2 separate regions of the Homo sapiens genome follow, and region 2 is linked to region 1. A link is a contact called in ENCODE Hi-C or POLR2A ChIA-PET data. All regions are on one chromosome and are shown on one strand. Each heading gives the region's core, a stretch centred on a gene start or an enhancer-like site at or near the end of the contact. The rest is flanking DNA. Distances are from core to core; before and after follow the strand shown.

Region 1 (6,688 bases), core at 2,944-5,443:
TAGATATTTTCAGCCATGAATCAGATTCTCAAAAAATTTACTGTGCTAAACTGAATTTCCTATTTTGCTTTTTTTCTCTGTTAGCCTCAAAGAGATGAAAATAAGAAATGAAGACTTCTATTGGGGGACGGGGGGGAAGAGGAAAAATAAATATTGAAGAAAGTGGATAATCCATAAATCAAAATATTTCTGAATTCATTAAGAGATTCCTTAGTATCTATATCAGAGTCGTATGTGTTTAATCTTAATCTGATAGACTTGGAAAGTTATACTTAATCTTGTGTCACTCAGAATTCCCTTTAGATTATGACAGAACATTTGTTGACAATGTATAGTTAAAATATTTCCATTGTATCATAGAAGAGTCAGAAAAATCAATCAATTTCCTAGTTAGAAGTATTTTAAAAATTTGAAGTCATCAAAAAAAGAAAACATTTGTAGTCCTCATTTCTAGGATGAGATTCTGAGACTTAAAATTCTAGTTTGCTATTAAGTGTAATTGGTGCCGACCTCCTGTGCAGTGTTGATGGCTAGCTCAGCTGCACCAGGGAAGATGAGTTGTTTGAAGGGTAGATGTATAGGTTTTAGCCATATGATTGCATCAGGCCAGCACTGCCGCTAGTCCTCACTCTAAACTGTCGGTGAACGGACTCCATCCAGCCTCTTCTGTTTTATGCCTTGCCCAGTGGATACGTTAGGTCGGATAATGACCACAAAAGGGAAAACCACAACCTTGGAAAGTTGTTTATATGGTCAGTAAAGGTGCTCAGCAGCTAGCAAGAGAAAATAATGCAGACCAGTGCTGTTGTAGACTGAGATTTTTCTTAGATCAATTTTAACTGTCCACTTTTCACAAAGATAAGACTTAAAAACTTTTATTTCCCTTTTTCTCTCTGATTTATATATTTCAGCAATTAGTAGTCTGTATTGGGATAAATTTAAAGTGAGAATGTCCCAGTTGTGAGATAAGATCTCATTTAAGTACGTTAATATAGTATGACCAATATTTTCTATTCCTATTTCTACTCTGTACAGAAAACCACTTTTAAGTCCCTGTATCAGTTTAGTAGTTCTTTGGCTTTTTTCCTAATTAAATGTCAGCATCCCTTTGCTGGTTTTCTTTTCTCTCCCTTTCCTTTCCCTTTCTCTGCATAGCCTGACCTATTTCTCTTTCCTCAAGGTATAGAACCTAGCCAGGCACAGTGGCTCATGCCTATAATTCTAGCACTTTGGGAGGCTGAGGCAGGCAGATCGCTTGAGCTCAGGAGTTCAAACCAGCCTGGCAACATGGCAAAACCCCATTTCTACAAAAAATATAAAAATTAGTCATGTGTAGTGGCTCGCACCTGTAGTCCCAGCTATTTGGGAGGCTAAGGCAGGAGGATCAGTTGAACCCAGAAGGTGGAGGTTGCAGCGAGCTGAGATTGCCACACTGCACTCCAGCCTGGGCGACAGAGGGAGACCCTTACTCAAAAAAATTTAAAAAGGTATAGAACCCATGTCACCTCTAGTGTAGCCTTCCGTGTCTCTTACCCATGCCTGTCTCCACTCCCGGAGACTCTTGCTGCATGAGATGAGAGTCCTAAGAAGGTAAGAGAGGGGTGGGGTTCGTATGGGTTCTCGTTTCTAATGAGAAGAAGAGAGGATGGGTACAGTGCTAGAAAGGAAGTGATTTCACATATGAAATTGGGCTGCCTAGTTTTGAATTCCTAGTCTGCTGCTTACTGTGTGACCTTGGACAACTAACTGAACATCTCTGCACTTAGCATCTTCCTCTGTCAGTTGGAGATAATGGTAGTACCTGTTTCACAGAGTTATTGTGAGGGTTAAAGAAAATAATATATGTAAAGTACAATATAATGGCTAAGAACATGCACTCCAGGCCAGGCGCTGTGGCTCACGCCTGTAATCCCAGCACTTTGGGAGGCCTAGAGTTAGAAGTCAGGATCCTCGTGACCCTTTGCCAGGGGAACCGTGACTGGTGGGGGCCCCCCAGGGTGCTTCTGGTATCTTGTTTCTTGATCTAATTTGGTGGTTACATGGGTGTACGTTTCATTGTGAATATTCAGCTCTATGCTTATAATTTATGTATTTTTATCTATGTATGTTAAACTTCAATTTAAAAATTGCATTAGATCAGAAGTCTTGAGAATTTAGGAAATGATAGGTCACTTTTTTCTACATGGCAGATCGACTTAGAATTAAAGATTTCATACTTAAAAACAAGGGGGACGGGTGTTCACTACAAGCTGCAAAATTAACCAGTCTTGCTTCTGATCTTAAATTGTGTCTTCAGAGAAGCAAAGAACTATGAAGAGCTACAGATAAGCACCTTGGGCAACATACTTTGAAGTAATCATTAGTTTTCATTTATCCTGCCACTTCACATACACTGTGACAGATTACATGGGCTACATATAAAGTTATATGTAAAAGTGTAATTTGGAGTTTGTGGAATCAGTCTTTTTAACTTTCCTCAGAGTGATACATTGTCATCTTGCAGACCAGATCTGGTGGTTTTAAAGTTTGATTGAAGATAAAGTTTCATGTGATCCAACTGTGAGATGTTAAGAGGCAAGTTTGAAGGTGCTTGAATGAGCATTAGTTGTAATTGATGCTTGTTGCTTTGACTGCGTGTTGGTTTGCTTGATGCTGTTTTAGTAACTTAGTGAGTTTCATCTTTAAATGGGATTTGTGTTACTTAGTCTGCATTGTGCCAAGACTGATAATTGAAAACCGTACACTTTCACAGAACATTGCTTCATAGCTCTTCCCTTTTCTGCTATTTTTATATCACATGAATCATTGCACATTTAAGCCATCTGCAAGGCCTGAATGGAATGAGATAAAAAGCTGCCATCACTTAAATTGACACTTGAAAAGCTGTTATTCATTTGGAGTTTATTCCTGATTATCCTTTATATTTTAAAGTTTCAAACTTCATTTCAAGATGGTTGCCAACATCTCTGAGCCAGAAGTATCTCTGATTCACAGCTTCTTTTAGCCTGAAAGTCAAAGGGAGGGGATGCATCCTGTCACCTAGAAGAATCTGTTGGGGACTCACTTCTATCTCATTTGAGAGAATAAGAACAGCAAGTTCCACTCCTGTTTTAAAAGTATGTTGGTTTAATCAGCTCAGCAAGCCATCGGGTTTGGCATGCACTTCATAGGGAATAGTAAAAACACAAGGCTCTTCGATTGCCAGATGAATACTTCAAAATTGCATGCCTAGAATGTGTCACACCTGTTAGATACTTATCAAAAATTTTCTCAACATAACTTTTTTGAGGATTTAGTGAAAAAAATAATTAGATAAATGCATGCTGGGATGTTGCAAAAGAGATTCATGATTAAAAATGCATATTCAGCCGGGTGTGATGGTGCGTACCTGTAGTGCCAGCCATTCGGGAGGCTGAGGTGGGAGGATCACTTGAACCCAGGAGGTTGAGGCTGCAGTGAGTTTTGATCTCGCTATTATACTTCAGCCTGGGGGACAGAGTGAGACACTGTCTCAATTGAAAAAAATAATAATAAAATAAAAATAAATAAATGCATGTCCACCCTTTGCAAGAGGCCTGGAGTGGGATCGCGCCCTCTGTGGAGTGGGTCGCCACCTCTGTCACGGTCCTCAAACCCTGCCACCGCCCTGGCCTAGGAGCCTGCCCCACCGCAGCGGCCGGCAACGCAGCAATCTGCCGGCGGTGGTCGCGGCCCCCGGGCCCTCTCACGGCAACCAGCTGCGGGCCTCCCGGGGCAAAAGCCCATGGGCCACCACCATGGCCCTCAAGATGGTGAAGGGCATCATCGACTGCATGTTCGACAAGAACCTGCAGGACTTGGTCCGCGGCTTCTAAAACCACAAGGAGGATGAGATTGAAGAAGAATGGGGATAGTGACCACCAAGCATCTGTCTTCATTGAAGGATGCCCATGCAGCCCTTGGGCAGTGGAAGCCTTAGAAAGTCTTCTACCTGAATGACTGCCTGACTGCCTGCCTGCCTCCCTGCGTGGACAGCAAAGGCTGGCCTGAAGGAGAGCAGCTGTCTGATACCGCACCACTCCCAATACCAGAGGCTATGTCGGGCATGAGGTGCCAGGAGGGCAGGGAGGTTAAGGAATTTGCCTGCAGGCACCCAGTCACCCTCAGCCCATGTGCCTCTCCGTGGGAACCTGAGTTCTTGCCTTATTGTTACACTTTTCCAGAAGTGGTGTGACTTCGCCTGCCTCTGGCCTAATGAGATCATTTTTGTTCATCTCCATCCCCTTTCCCTTGGTTTTCAGCATATCAGAAGCTCTCCCTAACTGCTTTGGTGACAATGTGTAACTAACTTATGTACTCTTCAGATTCTTTTGAGTTGAAGGCATAGCTGATTGGCCTGGATTTTATTTTACTGAGCGTGATTCACCAGATTGGAAATGTGGTTTGCTTCCTGGGAGGACTTTTTCTGCACAGGCAGGATCTCCCAGTGCCCGTCCCTGCCCGCTTCAGCGCATGTCACTGAGCAGCCTGTTCTGGCATCCTGAGGACGGGCCACGGGGTCTGTCCAGCAGAGGACCATGCATTGTAGTCTAGGGTGTGGTTTTCAGGGGGGTGTGCCTGTCTTCACTGGGAAGCCCCTGAGCCTGGATTTCTTCCTTTGGAATTGGTGTGAGTTGATAGTGCCTTCCTTACAGGCATGGGCCCATTCAAGCGGGTATTGGTGGTGGAAACATTTTTAGAGTAGTGTGGGGCCGTCCTTGAAAGTTCCAGGCTTCCTTGTGGGCCCTGCTATTGGCCAATCAGTGATTCCATGCAGGACACGTGGTGTCTGGGGGCCCTGGCTTTCTCATCAGAAGACCATCTTTATGGCCCGGAAGGTCATTATTCAGGTGTTCACTTCTGATTCCGGATGTTCTCTGCAGCTGCTGGAGTTTCCTGATTGGAGAACAGCAAATGACTGTTCAATGACCATTCTAGTGGTCACCCCCTCCACGCTGTGCCCCCCCAAACTCGCTTTTGAAAAGCAGCTACCCTGTAGACCTCATGTTGTAGGTTTTTCCCACCCACCACACCCAAAATGCAGACTCTTGGCGTGTGCTTTTTCTGCAGCAGTATAGTTTCAAAAAAAAGTTTTTATTTTGTAATATATTTTCACTTAAAACTTGAGTGTGGCATCATGGAAACAAGGCTTAGCAATGATTTTAAAAGCCACGTGGAAAGGCAGCGTGATTGAGTGGAAATCAGATGAAGTTTGGGAGATCTGAGTCCAGGTGCTCCGACTGGCTTAATGGGGTGGCCCACGGAGAGCTCCCTGTTCTGTCTCCTCCTGTGTAACATGGGAACATGGGATGAGTTGCCTCCCTCCTTGTGGAATGGTGCTGAGGATGCTGCAGCAAAAACGTGGTTTTCTGGAAGCACCAGAGTGCTCAAAGAGGTTGTTTAGTTCACTGTTTTCCGGTCCTCAGGCTGTGACCTCTTAGTGGGTTGTAAATTCAATTTACCGGGTTATGGTAGTTAAGAAAAAGGAAAACAAACTAGAAAATAACAGAGTGCAGGCACATACAGTAGCTGTCCTGTCTTGAAACTTTGATTTCTGCATGTGATTCTTGTGTGCATGTGTGAGCGTATTGGGTTACCATGCACAACCCATTAAAATGAGTGCAAAAAGTAAAAAATTAAAAAATAAATAAATAAATAAATGCATACCCACACTCATTTATACTCTTTAACTGTGGGTATGTGCAAATCTTGCATTTTTATGCTAATTAGCAGATGAGTCAGGGTCTCTAAAGCCTTTTCCAACAGTTAGATTCTCTCAATGCAGTTTGCTCTGGGCTGCAGAAGGTTGGGTTCCCCTGTACTAAAGTTAGCTGGAATTGCATAAGTTAGGGAGGAGAGTACAGATTTGTTTCAGAGTAAGAAGCTTCTTGGCCAGGCACGGTGGCTCACGCCTGTAATCCCAACACTTTGGAAGGCCAAGGCGGGCGGATCACAAGGTCAGGAGATCAAGACCATCCTAGCTAACAGGGTGAAACCCCGTCTCTACCAAAAATACAAAAAATTAGACGGGCGTGGTGGCAGGCACCTATCGTCCCAGCTACTCGGGAGGCTGAGGCAGGAGAATGGCGTGAACCCGGGAAGTGGAGCTTGCAGTGACCCGAGATTGCACCACTGCACTCGAGCCTGGGCGACAGAGCGAGACTCTGTCTCCAAAAAAAAGAAGCTTCTTCAGTTGTTGCTAGGTCTTTCCTCTTCATAAATAATATCATTATAATACTTTGGCAACATAGTAGTAGTAACTCTAGAGCTAATAGAGGGAATGAAATATAAAAATATTTCCTTATTTCATTTCCTTGAGAGAGCCTGAGATCATAGACCAAAAAATGAAGTGACCTCCATAACTAAGTACAACAGACTCTATTTTCAAAATAGAAATATCTTAAAAATAGAAAGTTCTAAGAGTCTAAGAATGAAGGAACTATTTTTGTATCTTCAGATCCTAATGTATCTCCATGTGATCTTGGGCAAGTCACTTAGTACTTCCGTGTTCGTTAGCTCCCATTTTGTTAGCATACTATAAATACTCAAAACACCAACATTTTGTTTGTAGACGGTAGCATTTAGAACATTAATAGCATCTTTGTGTTTTGTTGTTGCTGCTGTTGTTGTTGCTTTTGTCTTTGAAGGGACTACTGTGATTTTTGCTTAA
Region 2 (6,943 bases), core at 445-2,944, 52 kb before region 1:
GCAAGGATAGAATATCAAATTTGTGAATTTTCAGTATTCCAGCGTATTTGTTTTGTTGTATATACTTTCTGTGTTAATGTAATGTACATAGTTGTTAGTAATCTAGGGGGAAAACAATCAAAGGAAATAACCAGCTGGGCCAAGTCTTTCATTTGTCCTGTGGTTGTGTTGTGTTGTGCCTGCGTGTGTGTGTGTGTGTGCACATGTGTGTGTGTGTGTGTTTGAGCCAGACATCCAATCCCAACATTTGATAATGACCTGTCACATAAGCTTTCTCAATATAGAATGTCTATACTGGTGGTTAGGCCTGGGTTTTCAAAGTTAAACGGTTTATTACAATGTAAGAGCGATGTATGGATGTGTTTTCACTGTTTTGCTACTTAGGTTCTTTGCATCTTCAGATGATACCATCTCTGTAGTCCCCAGTTTCCATTGCTCAGCTGTTGGAAAAGGGCTTTCAGTGAATGACTTTTTCATCATACCATATTAGATCCTTGTCAGTATTTGCACAGTGTATGCGCTTTATTATTACATATGCTCTACTTTTATAGGGCCTGTTTTTGTTTTAATTATCAAACTACTCTGTCATTTATAGTAAGTAATCAGTGCTCTGCTAAAAAGCAAATGGCAATTTAATCACAAAATTCTAATATAGCCGATAGACATGCTTATGTGATACTTAAAACGTTAATTTTATCGGCTGTTCATGTGTATGTTGTAGGAGTATTTCACTGAGATCTCTTATTTTTTGGGCATATAGACCAGATTATTGCATCTCATATTTATGAAAATAGCAATATGGAATATGAAGGAAAGATAAATCATTCTTGTACTATGTGTAAAATTCGAAAAACAAAATTGCAAATGACTTCAACACTAATTAGTAAAAAATAAATGTTTAGCCAAACTCAAATTCAGTTATACTATCTATTGTTGAAAGGGAAAGTGTACTAGGCAGAGAGGAAAAGATTTTACAGTATGGATGTGAAAGAAAATTTTTGTACTCTACTATGGTATAAGACTGCCAGTTTCTGTGGAACACAAAGCCCTCCCTTTCTTGGACAGCTCAGTGCTTTGCTGGCATTTTCTTCAAAATCTGTTTTCCATCAGGACCAAGAGGAGGGAAGGTGTTAGGAATAAGGGAGGTTGGAAAGGGGGTTGCTGTTCCTTTAAATAGTGCAGTGAGTCCATGTGGCAGCAGGCCGCTCTGGAGTGTATTCTTTTGTAATGAATCACCAGTTCCATTGTCTGCTATCTCCCCTCTTTGTAGCTGGAAGGCTGAAGTCTTTCACCTGAGCTGCTGCCAGTTCGCTCTTCTGTTCCTGGGTGGTTGGGAGAAGAGAAGAGGGAGGGTATTTTATGCTTTAATTAAAGACAGATAAGAGAGCAGGTATGTTTTGCTTTGTTTCATTTTCTCTTTTCCTGTTTTTGTTTGTCTGGTTTTTGAAAGGAGTTGGAGTAGAGAATCTATTCTGTGATTTTGCTAAGCATATCCCATTTTCTTTGAATTCTGGAGGTCCTCTCAGCATTTAGTCTCCATTTTGTGGCACTGCTTTAAAGTGATTCCATTCGGTTGCCTGCCAGTCATGCTCCCTTGCCACTCGAACCTTATCCCACCCTTCATCCACGGAGCTGCAGCCACACTGTTTGTTTTGGCACACTTTCCACTTTCTATGGGCTTTGCAGGATTTGGGGAGTTGGAGGATAGGCGGGGATTGTGGGTTGGAGACTGAATTTATGTTCCTTTACAATGAAAAAAAAAAGCCTCACTTTTTCCAGAGATTTGGTTTCTTTCTGAATTCTTCTACATTGCTCCATATCTTCAGTTATAATCATTTCTTCGCTGAGGCCAAGATTGTCTCTTGAAAAGTATTGCTTTTCTAAAAATTACTTAGCTTTCTTGAAAAGATAAACAGAATTTCATAAATGAAGCTATGATGAAATCCGAGCAATCTTGACTCATTAAATTGTTTTTTCCGTCTTAGTCACCCCCTAATCACACACACTTTTCTCTTTCTTTTTTGGCCCCCTTCTCTATTTTTTCCTTTATCTTTCTCCTTAGCTTTGCAATTGAGTCTAGGTAAGCTTAATATTTGACAACCTATTACTTAAATTTGTATTGCTACAGGAGACATCTTCATATTGAACAGTAATGACATTCCTCATTCCTCTCAGTGATAAGGCATAAGCTCAAATTCCTGGTTTTGTTCCTCCAGTTTTCTGTTCTCCCCTGAGAAATTCCAAACTCTGATCTACACAGATTGCCATATGTAAACAATTTTATCTCTCTCAAATTTGAACTTTTCATCATGTAATTCCTTACCTAGGGGTTGTTTCTTGGACATCTGTTTATGGTAGACAGATAGTTTCTGGGAACCAGTCATACTAGGTGATACAGCCCCCCCTTACCCACCCTGGTCTCCTTCTGGTATACCATTCCTCTCCGGGATCTGACATTATTGGTATCCCACATGTTCCCTTCCGAAGTCATAATTCCTCACTCTTTTTTTTCAACATTTCCAAACCACTGTCAAATCTTTTTTGAACATTTCCTCCCAACATTTTGTATGTGAAATTTGCCAGGCACAAATACAAGGCTCCCCTGCAGTAAATACTTTGCTCTTTTGATTGTAGCACCTTTCTTAGTGGGCTCCAGTGTTCAACCTCTTCTAGGCAGTGAGAAATGCTGCATTCTGCCATCACAATGTATTGTGTCTATTCCCCAGACTCTTAAATGTTTCTCTATTACTATTAGAATGATTAAATTCAGGAAACTAATTCATTAGAGGTCATTGCCAGAGTGAATCATTTAAAATGCAAGTCTGATTTTGTCATTCCTGTGCTTATACCTTACAGTTGCTCCCCTTCAGTCTCTGAATAAAATCCTGTGACCCTGCATGATCAGGAACCTGGCTGTCTCTCTAGTCTCATCTCCTGCCATCCTTTTCTTTCTGTATTTCATTCTAATGACACTGGCCTCTTTGCTGTTCTCTTAACATGCCTAAGACCCTCCTGCTCAGGACCCTTCTGCTTTTCTCCCTGCCCAAAATGTCTTCCCACTGGTACCCATATGGTTTGTTCTACTCTTGAATATTTCTTCTCAAGGGCGACCTCTCCCTTAACTTTCCTAGCTAAACCAGCACTCCCTCATCACTCCTACCTTCATTCTGCTTTGTCTTCACTTGTCACTGATTTTAGTTCTTACCGTTGATTGTTATATGTTTGTTTGTTGTCTGTCTCCTCCCCGACCCCAAACAGAAGCTCCCTGAGATCAGGATCCTCGTCAGCAGTCTGTTGTATTCCCAGTGTGTAGAACAGTGCCTGGCACATAGTCATAATAAAAATAGCTAATCTTTATATATGCTTATGATGCATTAATATCAGATACCGTTCTAAGCACTTTACCCTCATTAACTCATTGAATCCTCTCAGCAGCTCTGTGTTATCTCCATTGTACAAAAGAGGAAACTAGGCATATGACGGTTAAGTAACTTGCCCAAGTTCAGACAGCTACTAAGAGATGTTGTGGGGAATGATATCCAGACAGACTGGCTTAGAAATTGATATTCTTAACCACTGTACTCTAATGCCCCTTGTAGGTATTGGGTATTCAGTAAATATTTGTTGAATGTGTGAATAAATTAATTTAGTTGAGACTCTGATTCATTTCTGAAATTTCCATCCCTGACTTAAGACTTTGATAAAACACTTGCAGTAATGGAATTCATTGTTGAATAAGATTACTTCATTCTTATAATATGTAATAAAGTATACATTATTCTATGATAAAAATATTAATATTATCTAATAATACTAAATAATAATGCAGAGCACATACTGTGCATTAAGCATTGTCTTAAGTGCTTTACATATTTTAGAGCATTTATTCCACTCAGCAGCCTTATATACTTACTCAGCAGTACTATTAATGTCCATGTTGTAGAAATTAGGAAACCCAAGGAGTTTGGCTCCAGCATTTCTGTTCTTAACCACCACTAATAATGACCATTATAAAAATGTTTTTGTTTTTTTATACCTACTTTGTGCCAGTCAATTTTACATACATAGCACATTTACAAACATAATTATTCATATTATGTATCACTTGTCAATCATCTTTGAGATAGGTGAGGTTTTTCCCATTTTTTGCAGGAGACTTTGAGATTCTAAAGATCAGGCAGCCTGGAAACAGAGAGAGATAGGTTTCAAACTGGAGATCTATTTAGTCCCAAATTCGCATGCTCTTCCATTATTCTGTGAACCTCATAAGATAAATAGTTCCATTGTTGGCCATGATAAGTAGAAAAGTTTTCTTTATGAGCTGAAATCTGTTTTCATGATTGTCTTCTCACTCCTTCTCATTTTCTCATCTGGAGTTGCATTGAGTGGTTTCATGTCTTCTACATAAAAACCAAATATTTGAAGATACTGCTGAACGTTCCCTTTAATCTTCTGTTGCCTTGCTTATTTTTCCTACTTCCTTGAATTACTCCTCATAGATATGAAAACATACGGTTTCCAGAATGTTTACTGACTGTCCTGGACTAGTTGCATTAATTTATATGAATGATTTGTCATTTATGTCTAATCACTAAGTAAAAATATCAATTATGATTACTTTTTAAGTTTTATTGATGCATAATTATACATATTTATGGGGTACATATGATATTTTGATACATGCGTATAATGTGTAATGATCAAATCAGTAATTAGGATACCCATGACCTCAAATATTTATCATTTCTTTGTATAGAGAACATTTCAAATCTCCCCTTCTAGCTATTTTGAAATACACAATAAATTATTGTTAACTATAGTCACTGTGCTGTTGAATATTAGAACTTCTTCTTCTTCTTTGTTTTGGAGACTGAATCTCACTATGTTGCCCAGGCTGGAGTACAGTGGTGCAGTCTTGGCTCAGATCTTGGCTCACTGCAATCTGCGCCTCCTGGGTTCAAGTGATTCTCCTGCCTCAGCCTCCCAAGTAGGTAGGACTACGGGTGCATGCCACCACACCTGGCTAATTTTGTAATTTTAGTAGAGACAGGGTTTCACCATGTTGGCCAGGCTGCTCTCGAAATTCTGACCTCAAGTGATCTGCCTGCCTCTGCATCCCAGAGTGCTTGGATTACAGGTGCGAGCCACTGCACCTGGCCAAGAACTTATTTCTTCTGTGTTTTTGTACCCAGTAACCAACCTCTCTCCATCCCCTGCCTCCTTCCCAGCATTTGCTAAACATTCTACAGTTATGAGTATTAAGTATCATATCTTTGTTATAAGTTTTGTTTTATGATAACATGTTTGGCTTTAGTCAGTTTCTTTTTTGTTGTTTTTGAGACAGGGTCTCACTCTTTCGCCCAGGTTGGAATGTAGTGGTGTGATCTCGGCTCACTGCAACCTCCGCCTCCTGGGTTCAAGTGATTATCCTGCCTCAGCCTCCCAAGTAGCTGGGACTACAGGTGTGCGTCACCATGCCCAGTTAATTTTTGTACTTTTTGGTAGAGACAGGGTTTCACCATGTTGGCCAGACTGGTCTTGAACTCCTGACCTCAGGTGATACACCTGCCTCGACCTCCCAAAGTGCTGGGATTACTGGCGTGAGCCATCGCATACAACTGGCTTTAGTCAGTTTGTATAGCTCATTGAACATGTAGTGTTGTTGGCAATTTATAATTTCAAAAATGAAGGGATATTACCTTGAACTCCTAAAAAGAATAAATAGAATATTGTTTTTCTCTCCACTATAAAGCATGCCCTCAGCTGATTGGCAGGAATCTACCTGTCTTTTAGTATCTGAGTCTTGCCCTGATCCCTCAAAGGTTACTGTCACTGAGTAATGGAAGTCAATAATTATTTTATGAAATTATAAATGAATGCTTTTATGTCCACAAATGATACAACTGTATTCTTTTTTCCTAATGTTAATTATGATTCCTCATAAGAAGTTTGGAAGAGACAAACTGGGACTTAAGTGAAGGAGATTGGGTTTTGAAAAGACTCTTAACTGAGAGCAAAGATCCACGAACTTTTTCTGTAAAGGGCCAGATAGTAAACAATTTTGGCTTTGCAAGCCATGTTGTTTCTGTCACAACTACCCGGCTGTGCTGATGAAGCATTGAAGAAGCTATAGATGATAAGTAAATGAATCGTTGGTTGTAGCTGTGTTCCAGTAAAACTATTTACGGACACTGAAATTTAAGTTCCATGTAATATGTATGTGTCACAAAATATGATTCTTTTAACTTTATTTTTAATTTATTATTATTTTTTTTTTGAGACAGAGTCTCTCACTATCACCCAGGCTGGAGTGCAGTGGTGCGATCTCGGATCACTGCCAGCTCTGCCTCCTGGGTTCACGCCATTCTCCTGCCTCAGCCTCCCAAGGGCAGGTGCCTGCCACCATGCCTGGCTAATTTTTTGTAATTTTAGTAGAGACAGGATTTCACCATGTTAGCCAGGATGGTCTCGATCTCCTGACCTTGTGATCTGCCCACCTCGGCCTCCCAAAGTGCTGGGATTACAGGCGTAAGCCACCGTGCCTGGCCTCTTAACTATTTAAAAACGTAAAACCATGCTTAGCTTGCAGGTTATGCAAAAGTAGGTGGAGGGCTGGCTTTGAACCACAAGCTATAGTTTGCTGATCCCTGACTCAGAGGGATACAGGACCTCGCAATTTCCTTTATAGCATACGTAAGGTTTTCCCATATAGCTTCATGACAGAGAGACAGTTTTGAGTGGTTCTAGCAGGTCATGATGGATCCCTTTTATAATAGAATGAATCCCCTGATTTGCTCTCTTATTTCCCCAGCCCCAGAAAATATGAAGATTCTTCTCCTTCTTTACTTCCTTTCTCCCTCCATATGCTGTATTTTATACCTTATTGCTTTTCATATACATTTTCATATTTTTTTAAAAACATTTTTCATGTAGTTATATACTG

The links. A loop is a pair of places that touch in the nucleus more often than their neighbours do. ChIA-PET counts read pairs that join two places held with the same protein, here RNA polymerase II (POLR2A). Pooled maps may share reads with other maps.
Region 2: a map of mammary epithelial cell shows a loop between it and region 1 (4-fold over the local background). The contact joins two enhancer-like sites. A Hi-C loop is called at or near these places in 23 of 168 maps with a recorded cell type or tissue (A673, Calu3, G401 and 17 more) and 7 of 50 pooled maps. POLR2A ChIA-PET finds 5 or more read pairs at or near these places in 11 of 52 experiments (AG04449, BJ, IMR-90 and 8 more).

Annotation. Positions count from the first base shown.
Region 1 is chr22:35,781,841-35,788,528 of GRCh38, reverse strand. The region is part of intron 3 of RBFOX2 (RNA binding fox-1 homolog 2); the gene reads left to right. Among named protein-coding and RNA genes, the nearest start is that of APOL5, 67 kb to the right of the region's middle. Within about 2 kb of position 4,193, at least 3 of the 41 ENCODE cell types and tissues checked have a DNase peak (open chromatin) inside an H3K27ac peak, as active enhancers do; they include PC-3, PC-9 and mammary epithelial cell, where a contact is called at or near this core.
Region 2 is chr22:35,830,767-35,837,709 of GRCh38, reverse strand. The region is part of intron 2 of RBFOX2 (RNA binding fox-1 homolog 2); the gene reads left to right. Among named protein-coding and RNA genes, the nearest start is that of APOL5, 120 kb to the right of the region's middle. Within about 2 kb of position 1,694, at least 27 of the 41 ENCODE cell types and tissues checked have a DNase peak (open chromatin) inside an H3K27ac peak, as active enhancers do; they include PC-3, PC-9 and mammary epithelial cell, where a contact is called at or near this core.